Linked DNA regions of Homo sapiens: region 2 is linked to region 1. Evidence: chromatin loops called from intact Hi-C (ENCODE). Cell type or tissue: CD14-positive monocyte. All regions are shown on one strand. Links, peaks and the distances in the headings refer to the core of each region. The heading gives the core; the rest is flanking DNA. Region 1 overlaps FCRL4 (Fc receptor like 4). Region 2 overlaps LOC105371458 (a long non-coding RNA gene).

Region 1 (2,920 bases), core at 256-2,755:
TTAGTTTCTAAAATGATTCACTGAAGGTAGAGGGAGCTGCTGTTTCCTCTTGCACTCAGGCCCTGGCCCACCCAATGTGAGCTTTTCTGGCCAAAACCTGGCCCAAGATGTCTTTATGAGACCTAGTCCTTTAGATTTTTCTCTCTTCCAGGGCTCGTTACCCAACCAAGCTGAGGAAAAGGCAATCCCAAACCCTGAACCTCTCCACTGAGATTCACACAGGTCCTTTCCCCTTAGAGACCCCAGGCAACAGAGATGGCCTTGTCGCCGCGGGAGCCACTGGAGGGCTGCTCAGTGCTCTTCTCCTGGCTGTGGCCCTGCTGTTTCACTGCTGGCGTCGGAGGAAGTCAGGTTTGTGCTCTTTTCTTTGCCACAGTTCCTGCCCTGTTCCTTCCCCTGAACTCAGCATGCAGACAGCCTTAGTGGCCACCAGGCCACCACTCCCAAGTCTCCACTCCCAAGTCTCCACTCCCAGCGTTCACACACACTCACGTCCGTCCCTTCCTTAAGGGGCAGTTTTGCAAACAGAAGCCATGAATGAGAGCTGCTCATATCTAGTCTGATTGGCTAAGTCTCAGTGAAGGGGAGGAAGAGTGAAATTTTTAATGTAAAGTTCCAAAAACTTTATCTGAACAGTTTACTTAGGCAGTTTCTTTGGTTCATATAGACTGGCCAGTTAGATACTTCAGCCTATCCTAAATCCACCATAAATGGAGATTCAGAATGAACTAAAGGCTCTGCAGAAATGATTGAGAATAAGAGCTGGCTAATTTTATCCTTCTGTCCCCTCAGGGGCTTTTCTGGGTCTGGCTTTTCAGGGGCTTTTCTGAGCAGGCTTGAGCCTGCCATCTGGTGCTCCAGTGGCCCCTCTCTCCTCAGGTCAGCCTCCCCTGCCTCTTGGAGATGGTCTGTCCCAGGCACTGTTTGCTGCGTGCTTCCAAAGACTTCTTGCCTCAGCCCACCTCAGGCTGGCTTTAGATGCCAAGAAACCTGGTGTAGAAGACAGGAGCAGAACCTTTTTCAGCTCTAGAATAATTACCCACATCCTTCAACTCTGTCTCTTAATTCAATTCAACTTTCCAGATTCCTGACAGCACCTTCTGTGTGTCCTGCATTGAACTGGAGGTAGGGAGCTTTGGACCTCTGACCAATTCTCCTTAGTGGGGCTGAGTCAGAGCCCAGTGCTCCTCTGGGCATGGCCACAGATGTTCCTCGAAGTTCACCCACAGCTCACTACTCTCCAAGTGACACTTTTGTTATATGTAATGTTTCCTGAGGGATTTCAACACAGACTTGAGTCTTAATAAATTCTCAGACAATTACATACTTAACTCAGGAGTGTGCAGTCCTGGCCTCAAAAAGTTATATGCTTTGTACAATCTTTTTTTCACCTCATTTTCATGAAAACCCAGGACTGGGCAGGTGTTTGAATTGACTGTCTTGATTACCTCTCTTAGATAGCTCCTGTTACATGAAGTCATTGAGAAAGAGCTCCCTCTGCTGACAAAAATGCGTCTTTGCTTTATTTTGCAGGAGTTGGTTTCTTGGGAGACGAAACCAGGTGAGACCTCAGTTTCTGCCATTCCTTTTTAGTTTCCCGAGTACACAATATGCAAAACTGTGGGGTTATGAAATTAGGTCAAGTTATACCTCTTTGGCCCTGTGGCTAGATACTTCCATTTTCACACTCCATGAATTTGTCAAAAATGAAGCTTCCTAGAACTTTGCTTGTCAGCTAATAGTTTGCAATACATGCAAAATAATAGATTTCTTATTTGATCTTAACCTACTCATCTAAATGGATAATACCAAAGGTTATAAAGTACAGAATATTTCTTGTACTATAATTAAGTTAGACAATGTGTTACTATAATTATGCATACAATGACTAGAGTCTAGATTTTCTACAAATGTTCTAGGTTTTCCAGAGAACTCTATGTTTCTAATAATCTTCTTTTTGCACCATACACGCATATATACTCATTAAACGTTATGTGCTTAACTTCCATTTGGAAAATACTGTCATCTTCCTCCTTCTATGTCAGTGTCTCAGTCTTAGGTAAGGAATAAGAGTGTGGATTATGTCTAATTCCTTCTTGGATTGTACAGACATTACAATGTAAAGACATTTTATGTATGTATGTATGTATGTATGTATGTATGTATGTATGTATGTATGTATTGTCACCCAGGCTGGAGTGCAGTGGCACGATCTTAGCTCATGGCAACCTCCGCCTCCCAGGTTCAAGTGAGTCTTGTGCCTCAGCTTCCAAAGTAGCTGGGATTACAGGCATGAGCCACCACATCTAGCTAATTTTTGTATTTTTAGTAGAGACCAGGTTTCACAATGTTGGCTGGGCTGGTCTCAAACTCCTGGCTTCAAGTGATCTGCCCGCCTCGGCCTCCCAAAGTGCTGGGATTACAGGTGTGAGCCACTGCACCAGGCCAACAGTAAAGTAAAGACATTTAATCACTACTTCCTGATGATGAAGAAGCCATTATGTATATATTTGAGACAGGATCTGGCTCTGTCACCCAGGCTGGAGTGCAATGGCATCATCTCAGTTTCCTGCAGTCTTGACCTGCCAGGCTTAAGCAATCCTCCCACCTCAGCCTCCCAAGTATCTAGGACTACAGGTGCATGTCACCATGCCTGGCCAACTTTATTTTATTCTGTGTAGAGACAAGGTCTCACTATGTTGCCCAGGCTGGAAAGCCAGTATTTTTTAACCAAACAAGAGTAATCATTCTGACTATGAGACGATGATTGTTACGATGATGTCAGAGACTCCCTAACCTTGTTTCCAGGCAGCCTGTCCATACCACAGCTCCAGGGTTTTTTTAAAAAGAACAGTCTCACTCTATATAGACCTATTGAAACTCTGATTAAACCATTCAGGCTTTCCAGTTCCCTACTGGC
Region 2 (2,920 bases), core at 136-2,635, 350 kb before region 1:
AATAACCAAAACACTACATATCCAAACCTGAAGGATATGACTAAAATATGTTCTCAGGAAAATTAATGAAACAGTTGGAATGAGTACCAAGAAAAAATGGAAATAAATGAACCCAGTATTAATCTTAAGAACTTACAAAAATATGAACAAAATAATTCAGATGAAGGCAGACATTATGAGTAAAATAAAAAAAACCCTCACAATAAGGAATATGAATAAACTCAAAAGCTTTTCCATGAAAAGCATATTGATATGCCACTGAATAGCCTAATCAAGAAAGGAGTGGCAATGAATAAATATACATCTGAACACCTACATTGAATGGATACTTTTCTAGAAAAATATAAATTACTAAATTTTATGTAAGAAGAGACAGTTAAATAAAAAGAATAATAGTCATGAAAAAAATTGAAGCACTGTTAGGGAGCCACACCTCTAAACATATCAGGGCAGATGATTCCATACTAACTTTTTTTTTTTTTTTGAGACAGAGTCTCACTCTGTCACCCAGGCTGGAGTGCAGTGGAGCAATCTTGGCTCACTGCAACCTCCGCCTCCTGGGTTCAAGCAATTCTCCTGCCTCAGCTTCCCAAGTAGCTGGGATTATAGGCACCCACCACCACACTCAGCTAATTTTTGTATTTTTAGTAGAGACAGGGTTTCACCATGTTGGCCAGGCTGGTCTCAAATGCCTGATCTGAAGTGATCTGCCTACCTCGGCCTCCCAATATGCTGGGATTACAGACGTGAGCCACCGCTGCCAGCCTCATGGTAACTTTTTAAAAATCTTCAAGGGAATTGATAAAATTTAGTAGCATTCAAATTGTTTTTAAGCATAAAGAACTCTTTTAACATAATAAGAAATCAATATAGCATTGATATCAAAGTTTTTCAAAGAAAGAATGAAAGGCTACAGACAAATCCTCATTATAAATATCTGTGTAACCTAATGTAAATGATGAGTTAATGGGTGCAGCACACCAACATGGCACATGTATACATACGTAACAAACCTGCATGTTGTGCACATGTACCCTAGAACTTAAAGTATAATAAATAAATAAATATCTGTGTAAAAGTCTTATATAAGATACTACCAAAGAGAATTCAGCAGGATGTTAATATACATCACAGCCAGGTAGGGTTGAAACAATTATTTATTATTAGGAGATGTTAATGTAATCCACCATATTGTTAAAAGGAAACAAAAATAACACTGGGAAGATGTTTTAAAAATTCAACATGTACCTCTGATTAAACAGTAAATGAGTTTTGATGACTCATAGAGTGTGTTGCATCATGAAGCATGTGGCTTCTACCTTCCCTTAAGTCTGCACTCCCAAAGCTAGTAAAGGGCCTTTTTGAATCAATATTTATCTTCTTGAGAGGGAAGTTTTGTAAATACACATACATACATATATACATATATGTGCATGTGGTATGTATTTTCTATATCTATGGAATGTCTGCTAATGTTGCATTGTTAAATTGAATAAACACTAAAATAATATATAGATTATGGTACAATAAATTCAAATATATGTGTTAATATATGCTTATATATTATTTTACTGAAGAATATATAAGTGTTATTTTTATTCCTTATATGACCTTCAGGAAGTTTCAGAACATTAACAGCAGTTACTTCTGAGTGTTAGAATTTTGGCTGACTTTTATTTTCTTTCTTCTATACCACTTTTTTTCCAATGTGTTTTACCATTGTAATTTTTAAAAAATTGAAAAAATAACTTTTTTAAAACCTAGTTTATTTCCAAGCCATTAAGAAAGGAGATTAAGGCCGGGCATGGCGGCTCACTCCTGTAATCCCAGCACTTTGGGAGGCCGAGGCAGGTGGATCACAAGGTCAGGAGATCGAGACCATCCTGGCTAACATGGTGAAACCCTGTCTCTACTAAAAATACAAAAAAGTTAGCCAGGCGTGGTGGTGGGCGCCTGTAGTCCCAGCTACTCAGGAGGCTGAGGCAGGAGAATGGTGTGAACCCAGGAGGCGGAGCTTGCAGTGAGCCAAGATTGCGACACTGCACTCCAGCCTGGGCAACATAGCGAGACTCCGTCTCAAAAAAAAAAAAAAAAAAAAAAAGAAAGGAGATTAAATACCCATATTTTCTTTAATTTTGTCTGTTTTATATGTCCACATTTCTACCAGATGTAGGGCCCATTTCAGGTTATTTCTTGCTTGTTCCATCTCAGGCTGCCAAGGAGACAGTAACTGAGATTCCCAGCCAGGCACTTCTGGAAAAGACTAGAAAAGCCTGCTTGGCCAAGATGCCAATGTGGGGGACAATTTCACTAAGCTCAGCTTCTTTGGGAGTTGGGTTTTTCCCTTAATGCAGGTGGGGCTGAGACTGGCTCAGGAGAGTGGTGTTTACAGTCCTGCAGAGGGGATGGGGGAGCCACAAGTAAAGTCTTAAAGTCCATCTGGGGTTGTGGTGCTCTCCAGGCCTGTGAGGCCAGTGAGGATATGGGCCTGCTGATCCCCAGTCTCCAGATCTTCAAAGAGTATTAAGCAAGAATGCTATAGAGAAAAGGGGGAGAGGTGGTAAGGTGGGGAGACCCAGTAAAGTACTGTTCAGGCAAGCTTATAAGATCTCCCAGGAGAAGAGAGGCCCAGATTAAGGATGGATCCTGGCCCCAAGCCTCAGACTGGATCCCCTCATCCGGACCATCCCAAAGCAGCCCAGGGACTTCTTCCCAGACTTTGCTCCACAAGAGGTCTTTATGAGTGTGTTTTGCTTGATCTTGTCCTACTCTGTGAGGAAATTTGGCTAGATGGTATCCCACTTTTCTGACAAAGATAATAAGCTTTGGAAAAGTTTGCTACCTACATGGCTGGCTAGTCAGGGAGGTAAACCTCTAGCTCTGAACAGTTGACTCCAAATCTTGGATCCTTGCTAGTGCC

The links. A loop is a pair of places that touch in the nucleus more often than their neighbours do. Peaks named below come from ENCODE experiments on the same cell type or tissue, not always from the same donor. Only the 100,000 strongest peaks of a DNase experiment are listed, where the experiment ranks them.
Region 2: it touches region 1 in a loop (3-fold over the local background); 37 of 110 quality-filtered maps call a loop at or near these places.

The regions. Positions count from the first base shown.
Region 1 is chr1:157,578,962-157,581,881 of GRCh38, reverse strand. It overlaps FCRL4 (Fc receptor like 4), which reads left to right. Exons shown (of 12, transcript NM_031282.3): 7 at 238-351; 8 at 1,534-1,561. Among named protein-coding and RNA genes, the nearest start is that of FCRL4, 18 kb to the left of the region's middle. In CD14-positive monocyte, for the core only: CTCF peaks have their summits at 1,292 and 1,497 (motif pointing left); a DNase peak (open chromatin) is centred at 1,491; H3K27me3 peaks cover 1,438 bases.
Region 2 is chr1:157,930,653-157,933,572 of GRCh38, reverse strand. All of the region lies in intron 2 of LOC105371458 (a long non-coding RNA gene), which reads right to left. Among named protein-coding and RNA genes, the nearest start is that of KIRREL1, 62 kb to the left of the region's middle. In CD14-positive monocyte, for the core only: no CTCF peak of the experiment used is centred there; a DNase peak (open chromatin) is centred at 1,302.